3 separate regions of the Homo sapiens genome follow, and regions 2 and 3 are each linked to region 1. The links are chromatin contacts, found by Hi-C or POLR2A ChIA-PET in ENCODE. All regions are on one chromosome and are shown on one strand. Each heading gives the region's core, a stretch centred on a gene start or an enhancer-like site at or near the end of the contact. The rest is flanking DNA. Distances are from core to core; before and after follow the strand shown.

What was found. A loop is a pair of places that touch in the nucleus more often than their neighbours do. ChIA-PET counts read pairs that join two places held with the same protein, here RNA polymerase II (POLR2A). Pooled maps may share reads with other maps.
Region 2: a loop to region 1 is called in a map with no recorded cell type, with 2.6 times the contacts of the local background. The contact joins the promoter of LINC02041 here to the enhancer-like site in region 1. A Hi-C loop is called at or near these places in 2 of 168 maps with a recorded cell type or tissue (K562 and endothelial cell of hepatic sinusoid), 12 of 37 single-sample maps with no recorded cell type and 9 of 50 pooled maps.
Region 3: a loop to region 1 is called in a map of mammary epithelial cell, with 18 times the contacts of the local background. The contact joins the promoter of RTP1 here to the enhancer-like site in region 1. A Hi-C loop is called at or near these places in 2 of 168 maps with a recorded cell type or tissue (astrocyte of the cerebellum and mammary epithelial cell) and 1 of 50 pooled maps. POLR2A ChIA-PET finds 5 or more read pairs at or near these places in 1 of 52 experiments (H1).

Annotation. Positions count from the first base shown.
Region 1 is chr3:187,317,725-187,320,444 of GRCh38, forward strand. No RefSeq gene overlaps it. Among named protein-coding and RNA genes, the nearest start is that of MASP1, 27 kb to the left of the region's middle. Within about 2 kb of position 1,392, at least 5 of the 41 ENCODE cell types and tissues checked have a DNase peak (open chromatin) inside an H3K27ac peak, as active enhancers do.
Region 2 is chr3:187,445,654-187,448,373 of GRCh38, forward strand. It overlaps LINC02041 (long intergenic non-protein coding RNA 2041), which reads left to right and starts at 1,393. Exons shown (of 4, transcript NR_146716.2): 1 at 1,393-1,468; 2 at 1,955-2,104.
Region 3 is chr3:187,196,087-187,198,806 of GRCh38, forward strand. It overlaps RTP1 (receptor transporter protein 1), which reads left to right and starts at 1,400. Exons shown (of 2, transcript NM_153708.3): 1 at 1,400-1,701. The coding sequence starts at 1,430. It overlaps LOC101929106 (a long non-coding RNA gene), which reads right to left. Exons shown (of 5, transcript NR_110052.1): 4 at 2,441-2,616; 5 at 1,004-1,944.

The DNA of each region.
Region 1 (2,720 bases), core at 142-2,641:
TCCTCTCATTCTCCTCCAGTGACTCTTCAAGTGTGGCTCTGGAATCATTTGTGTCAGAAACACCCAAGGAGCTTTCTGCTTACTAAAGGTGTGACTGGAGTTCTAGTCCAGACCGACTGTATGGAGTCTCTGGAGGTGGGTAGGAACAGGCATTATAAGCTGTCTCTCCTGGAGATTCTGACACTTTCCCTGGACCACACTTCCCCGCCCCCACTCCACACCCACCCTGACAGGGTCTTGCTCTGTCACCCAGGCAAGAGTGCAGTGGTATGATCACGATTCAGTGCAGCTTTCATGTTCTGAGCTCAAGAGATCCTCCCAACTCAGCCTCCCAAGTACCTGAGACTACAGGTGTGCACCACCACACTTGGCTAATTTCTAAATATTTTGTAGAGATGAGGCTTTGCTATTTAGCCCAGGCTGTGGGTCATACTTTTTCTGTGTGTGTGTGTGTGTGTGTGTGTGTGTGTGTGTGTGGGACAGGATCTCACTCTGTTGTTCAGGTTGGAGTGCAGTGCCGGGATCTCAGCTCACTGCAACTTCTGCCTCCCGGGTTCAAAAGATTCTCGTATCTCAGCCTGCTGGGTAGGTGGGATTACAGACATGCACCATTTTTGTATTTTTAGTAGAGACAGGGTTTCATAATGTTGCCGAGGCTGGTCTCAAACTCATGGCCTCAAGTGATCCACCGTCCTTGGCTTCCCAAAGTGTTGGGATTACAGGCACGAGCCACAGTGTCCGGCCTGTGGGCCTACTTTTTAATGCTTCCCAGTTCATCCTCCCCACTGCTGCCTTGACCCCATCCCATTGCTCTCCTCCTTAAAATCCTTCATGGGGCTCTCCTCCTTACAAACAGACGCTAAGCTCCATATCCTGGCATAAAGGACCTTTGGTGATTTGGCCCCTGTGCAGCTCTTGGGTCGCCCCCAACTCTCAAATCTGCTCTGTGCCCCGGAGATATCCTTAACACACCTGCTTGCTCCCACCCTGAGCCTGGCAGTTCCTGCTCTCCACCATGTTTCACTTGCACCCACCTTCAAATCTCAGAGTGGGAAACAGCTCCCGAACAAGAGGAAAGGCCTAAGCCCCAGTGTTGGCTCTGCCATTGATAAGTCACATGACATATTGATTATACAATCCTTGAGCCCCAACTCATATGTAAGCAAAGAGAGGACTTTAAACTGATTTCAGTTTTGGAATACTTAAAAAAAATCAGAAATACAAACTTCGTACAAATGTGTTGTGAAAGGTGCAGTAACAAGTCGTAGCCACCAGAGAGCACTAGAGGATCTCATTCAGCACAAGCGCGGGGCTTTGTCTCCATGACTTAGACTTCATTCTGGGGGTGGTCTACTCGAATTTGGGGCTGATGGGTGCCATCAGCTCCATGCCTAACCTTTATGTAAGAATATTATGAGACAGAGGAGCAGAATCTGTCACTTAAAAACTTCACTTTGGGGGAGGCAATGAAACTAGTCGTTAGTTGTCTTTAAATGCACAAATTTCAAAAGCAGCCCTTTCCGTGCTGGCTGGTGCATTTTGAAGGCTGTCCCAGTACTCCCACCCTACAGCTCATTTTTGGACCTCATATGCCGGACACATGGAGGGAGTTGTTTTGTTCGGGTTCTAGTGGAACCATCTGTACATTCCTCACTCTCTGTGGGGAGCAGGAATTGATCACAGGAAATGACCTCAGCTGCCTTGGGAAAGACGGACTTCCCATCCCTGCGGCTTTGAGCAAATCTGCTTAGTTGAGGGGCTGAGGAGGTAATTCTAGACCCTCCTGTGGCTGGGTTTGAATCTGAGACGCCTCTGAGGATCTGATGAAAGTCATGGACAATCCCCTCCAGAATACTCATAATATGCAGATTATTTCAGCAGCTTCGCAGACCTTTTATCTAGGAACCCAGGCTATGGACTATTTAGGGTTCCTCTCAGCTTTAAGAACCCAATGTCTTATAGTTGTACTTCATAACGAGCTATGCACATTAGCAGCTTTCTAATTTGTAGTAAGACTAAACTCTTGGTTATTTCCTCTGGAGAAGTGGGGGTGATGCATCCCACTGTTTAGGAATACCTCAATAGTGGATCATCCATCAGATCTGGGCTTTCCTATGAGCACTTCAGCCCCTTAGAGAGGGTGCATTCTGAAACTCTCCTGCAGGGGAGGCTAAAGAGCCACACATATCCCCAATGAGTCCCTGCTCGCTGGGGATGTGTCCTGGCCACGCAGGGAGGAAGTGAAGCTTCTTGCCATGTCGGTGTCCACATCTCAGTCCTGAGCTTTCTTTGTAAATCTTTCTGTGTTCTGGGAAGCTCCAGGGACTCTGCCTGCTTTTCTCTGCGCTGTACAGCTCCTCCATATGCTCCTACCTTTGGAGTTCTTTGCATCCTGAAGCTTGTGACCTAGAAGCTTCATAAGACAAAATAGCTAGCAATGACCTTGGGATTAAGATGCTCAGTCTTGTCTTGACTCTGCCGTTTATTAACTGTGGGACTCTCGGCCTCAATTATAAAATAGGAATAATAACTCCTATTTCTTATCTTATTGGGTTCTTTTATTTTTATTTAACAAATATGCACGGAGCGCCTGTTACGTGCCACTCCCCGTCCTTAGCACAGTTGATAGCAATGAATGGGACAGACATGATTCTCTGTCTTGATGAAGCCGACAGTCCAGGGTAGTTTGAGAATCAAATCAGCAAGTATCTGAACACCTT
Region 2 (2,720 bases), core at 143-2,642, 130 kb after region 1:
CAGGAGAGCTGAAAATGTTATTTAATTATTTCTAACCCCCATACTGCTGCTACTAGGACTCCTTCTGGAATATCCATTCCCAGCAAGGCATCTGTATTCATTCTCATGAGCCACTCCAGGCTTGCCAATGGATGAAAGAAGTCTGCAACCACTGTAAACAATCAGGCTGGTGTTGAGTCACTTATGTGGACCACCACTGTGCCACTCCTTCTGACCACTCCAGCTGCTCCACCTCTGACAGGCTTCCATCTACCTTGGAGGCCAGCTGACCACAGTACTTAGATCATTACTTGATCTCTCAATCCCCTCTGAGAGTCTTTGGGAAACAACATGCGAATGTTTATCATTGTTAAGTCTGGTCACTGAGCCTCATGGAAAATTCTCCCCTCTTTTCTCAATTTTCTCATTTATAAAATGGGAATAATGAGAATACTCAGACCTTCTTCAAGAGGTTATTTTGAGTCCCAAGTGAGATAATACCTGCAGAATACTGAATATTCAATTAAGGAGGTGCTCAGTAAGAGCACTACTATTTCATTACTGTTTCTCTCATGTCAATTATTAGGGTATTTTAAAATATCTTTCTCCAGAATATCTTTCTATCTCCCAATATGACGATAAGTTCTCCTAGAGCAGGGCACTTCTAAGTTTTCTGATGCGTCCACACAATTTATCAGGCAGCTGGAACATGGAATGAACACTTGCATGGCAGCCAGGAGCCTCAAGCTGGAGTCCCAGCACCACCTGTGATTACCTCATTCCTCTGTCTGGCTGTCTTTCATTAGGTCTTCTATTATCTCCTCTGTGCCCTCACTCTCCCTTCCCTTCTTAAATCCCCATCCTTCTACCTTGGCCTCACCTACTGAAATCTCACTCCACCTTCCAGTTCAAACCAAATTCCCCACCTTCTGGGAATCCCTTCCTCAGTAGCTGCAGACTACACTGGCCTGTCTTTTCCCAGACTTCTCATTCCTTCATGTTAGCACCACAATGCTTAGCAACTAGTGGCTTTTTCAATAAGAAAGATGTAGTCTTATTTATCTCTTTGCACAACTCCCTTCTCTATTGTGTTTTCCACATTTACATACCACTTTGGGGCAGAAATTGGCCCAGTGGCCAAATCTGGCCCACTTTCTTTTTGTATGGTCTAAAGCTAAGAATGTTTTTGTATTTTAAATAGTCAAAAAAAGATCAAAAGAAGAAAAATGTTTCATGAAGTGTAAAAATTACCTAAAATTTAAATTTTGGCATCTACAAATAAAGTTTTATTGGAACGTAGCCACACTCATTTGTGAAGCAGGTTCACTGTGCACTGGTTACCAACTTGTCTGAGTCTGGTAAGGCAGAAGATCCTTAAACATAACAAATTACATGAAACAAATTTATTATTTACAGATAAACAGCAAGGGATAACAGAAGTGTAGGATTGATTGTGAGCTTCTCCCCCCAAACTCAGAAAAACTGCCAGGTAAATGAGGTCTCATCTGCATGTGCCCCACTTGCATTGCTACTGAGGGACCCTGAAAAGCAGACAACCCTGGGTGTTACACCCTCCCCAGGGTATGAAAGGACACACTAGGCAAATGTGTTGAAGAACATCCCGTTTCCAGGTGGAAACTGGAACTGAGCCAGCCTGTTCCAGCCAGTCTCTCCTTGTCTCAGGATGTTGCATTCTCAGCATATTTTACAGTTATTCCAGGGAACAACAGTGAGAAGGGGAGAGAGCTGGGTTGGTTCAAGGCCACCTGGAGAACTGTCCTGCACCATGTGTCGTATATTGTTTATGGCTGCTTTGACACTACAACAGCAGTGTTGAGTAGTTGCAGTAGGGACTGTTTAACCCACAAAGCCTACATTGCTTACATCTGGACCTTTGCAGGAAAAGTTTGCTGACCTGTACTTTAATATATAAAAACCCATTCACATTTGCACATTCATTTGGTGGTCACCACAGGCCTATGGTAACATCTCCGTTTTCAGAAGCTCAGAAAAGTAAGCTGCTTGCTCAAGAATGGACGGCTTCAAGGTGGCAGAGCTGGAAGTTTCTAACTCACTCACCTCATACTCAGACCTGCACTGTTTTTCAAGACAGTCAATATTTCAGGTAACTCTTCTTTCTTGTAATCCATTTCCTATCACATGCCTCACTTAGCATCTCCAATGAGCTCCCTCAAGAAATGTGAGGTTGCATCAGTGGCTCCCTAGTCTCTCTGAAAAGTGATGTAATTGTTATCAAATTAAAGCCCATCAGTAACTGGTAAACTGCTCTGCTCTTAGCTGGCTGGGCCCACAAGTGCTTTATCTAACCAACCATAACTTCTTCCTTGGCTGACGATAAGGTTTAATTAGGAGGAGGTGACATGTTGCTGGTGACCACTGATTTATAATGAACGGCAGCGAGTTTTTTGGAGGGACAGGTAGACATGCTGGCCCCCATCCAAGCCTGCCTGCCTGAACATCTCCTAATCTCTTGCCACCCTCCCTCTTTGCCCGAGCTCATGTTGTGGGTGTTCACTGGTGTCCTTAGTCTCTGCCTTGATGGCCCTTGGTCTTCAGGCATACTCTTTCCTTGGGACATCTTTTCCTAGAGCTTGGTGATTTAGGGGAAATTATTTTCTTACACTGAGCTTAGTTTCCTCATCTGTTGAATGAGAATGATGCTTCTAGCTTTCAGCACAGTTGAAACACAGCACACAGATCACACAGAGATGATCATGTGT
Region 3 (2,720 bases), core at 150-2,649, 120 kb before region 1:
AATTCATACTGTTTGAAGAGCCTGCTCAGATTCTGCTAGCCACACCAAGCTTTTGGAGAGAGTGGAGTCAAGAGACGTGTTTTCCAATTGTAGGAAGTGTTGTTTCTAATGCATGCGATGAGCTTCGTCAACAAGTTTATACAAATAGATGGGAAGAGTGTAATGTGAGAAACTGAAATAAAACCAAAATGCCCTAAAAGACAGGATTGGCTAAATAAATTATGCCTATCCATATAACAGAATATAGGTAGCCCATAATGTACTACTACGGAATATGACCTAGAAAAATATTCATGACGTATTATTTTTTGAAAATGTCACAATGTGGTATATAGAATGTATGTGGTGTACAGAATGTGTGTGTATATACACACACATACACTTGTACATGTACAGAAAAATGGTAAGCGGGATGTACATATCGTAATGTTAACAGTAGTCATCTCGGGTGGGGTTTTATGGAAGAGTCTTACTTCTCTTTTCTTTCATCTATATTTTGTATTTTTTCTAGAATAAACCCATATGATTTTTTAAAAGGAAAAATAATTTATTAAAAATAGCAGCAGAGGCATGTATAGTAAAGGCTGTTTTGCCTGTGGGTGGTGCTCCTCTTCTGCGCTTCTATAATCAGCTTGGAAATAATCTTGTCTGCTCCTGCCTGGCTGATGCAATGCTCCTACCTTTGTGCACAGGTGGCTGTTCTTGCACAAGGCCATTGCAGCATGGATCCTATTGCACAGTTATTCAGTACACAGTCAGCTACAAGCACTGACATAGAGCTTGGCACATGTCTGCAAACCCTACCCACATGCTCGGATATGTTTGAAATGAATGAATTAATGAACCGGTCTGGGGTCAACAGCTTGAATTTGTATACAGGCTCCGCCATTTATAGGCTAGGTGAGTCCTAGGCTCCTGATCTGTACTGCAGCAATAGTAATCATAACTTAAGAGACCTCCAATTGTGTTTTGAAAATGGCAAAGTGCTGGTCACAAGATGGCTGGGGAAGCCGAGAGAGAGTTTATTATTATTGCTCCATCTACTAACAAATTTACATCTCCCCATCCCTCATTTCTCCTTGGCTGCCTAAGGCATCATGGTTACCGTAGCAGCCAGATGCTGATGATGCCTCCAGGGGACGGCAAGGTGAAACTGAGCCAGTTCCCAGTCCTCACCTCCCCATACTCTTTCCAGGCCAGGGTGAGATGGTCTGAAGCTCAATCTCTGGTCAGGTCCCCCACTCTGTCTTGGATCATTTAGACCCACAAACTCTGCCTCTGCAATCTCAGTTCAGGGCCTTGAAACACCTCTTCAGAGACTCCCTCCTCCCCAAGCTCTGTCTTCTGGCAACCTGCCTGGTTGCCGTGGAAACAGGTTCCACTGCGGACAAAGGAGGGAGCTGGGTCCTGCTTCCTCCTGGTCTTGTCGATGAGGATTTTTAGACCGTGGAGACTGCGCTGCCCTGCCCTGCACCTACCCTCACTCTCCGTGTTCTCACTAAGGTGGAAATTGCCTTCCCTCACTACTGACGAGACCATGTGTAAAAGCGTGACCACAGATGAGTGGAAGAAAGTCTTCTATGAGAAGATGGAGGAGGCAAAGCCGGCTGACAGCTGGGACCTCATCATAGACCCCAACCTCAAGCACAATGTGCTGAGCCCTGGTTGGAAGCAGTACCTGGAATTGCATGCTTCAGGCAGGTGAGTAGCCCAGGAAGGTGGATCCCTGCAGGCCGCCTCTAGGTCCCTAGCTCTGGGGCACCTTCCAAGGAGAGGAAGATTACGTAGAACCCAAGTGTTTAGCTTCAATCTCACTATTAGGCTGGCGTAGACTGGAAGTCAGAGAAAGAGTCCCTAACTGGGAACTACGACACTTGAGTTGGATTTCAGCTCTTCTACTGATCACCTGTGTTACTCTTCCTCTCTGAGTCACAATTTTTCCGTCTGGAAAATAAAGACATAGAATATACGTATGAGTCCTACACACTGACATTTTACATATTTTCTATTTTAACAGTCTCTTAAAAAGTAGTTTAAAACCAGAGAAGAAGGGTTTGAGGCCCACTGGGGGTCGAGACGTCCGTGCTCTGGTCCTGGGACCGGTTTAAATCTATTTAACTCAACTTAATTTCACTTAAAATATTGAATACATGAGATGTGCCAGAAACTGGCTCTATCATTGGCTCCATGGCTGTTGAGGAACTCGATTTTCTTCTTGGACCTGGCTTTCTCCTTTTGCACAGTGAGAGGTTAGCCTGTGGTCCACAGAGCAGCAGGATCGGCATCACCTGGAATTTGTTAAGAAAGCAGAATCTTGGGCCCCTTTTAGATCTGAATCAGAATCTGATTTCAAGAAGAGTTCTAGGTGATTAGTATGTAAAAACTATCTGAGATGAATTTCTAGCACTCTTGTTCATGGGTCCAGAGTGTAGGGGCTTACCTTTGAGACATAAGATGGGGAGGCTGAGTGGTGCAGCCTGGAAGTCAGAAGCAAGGCCTTCCTGCTTGCCCTGGTTCAGCCAATTCACTTCAATTCAGGAAACATTACTGGGCACCTGTTACGTGCTGGGCGCCGGTTCTGCCTCTAGCTGTGTGTACATGGATGCCTCTCTCACTCTGTCTCAGCATAAAAGAAAACATTAATTAGGTGATTTCCAGGTCCCTCTAGTTACGACATTTTTCAATCCAGGTTTTGTAGTCTGGTCTGAGAGAGGAAACAG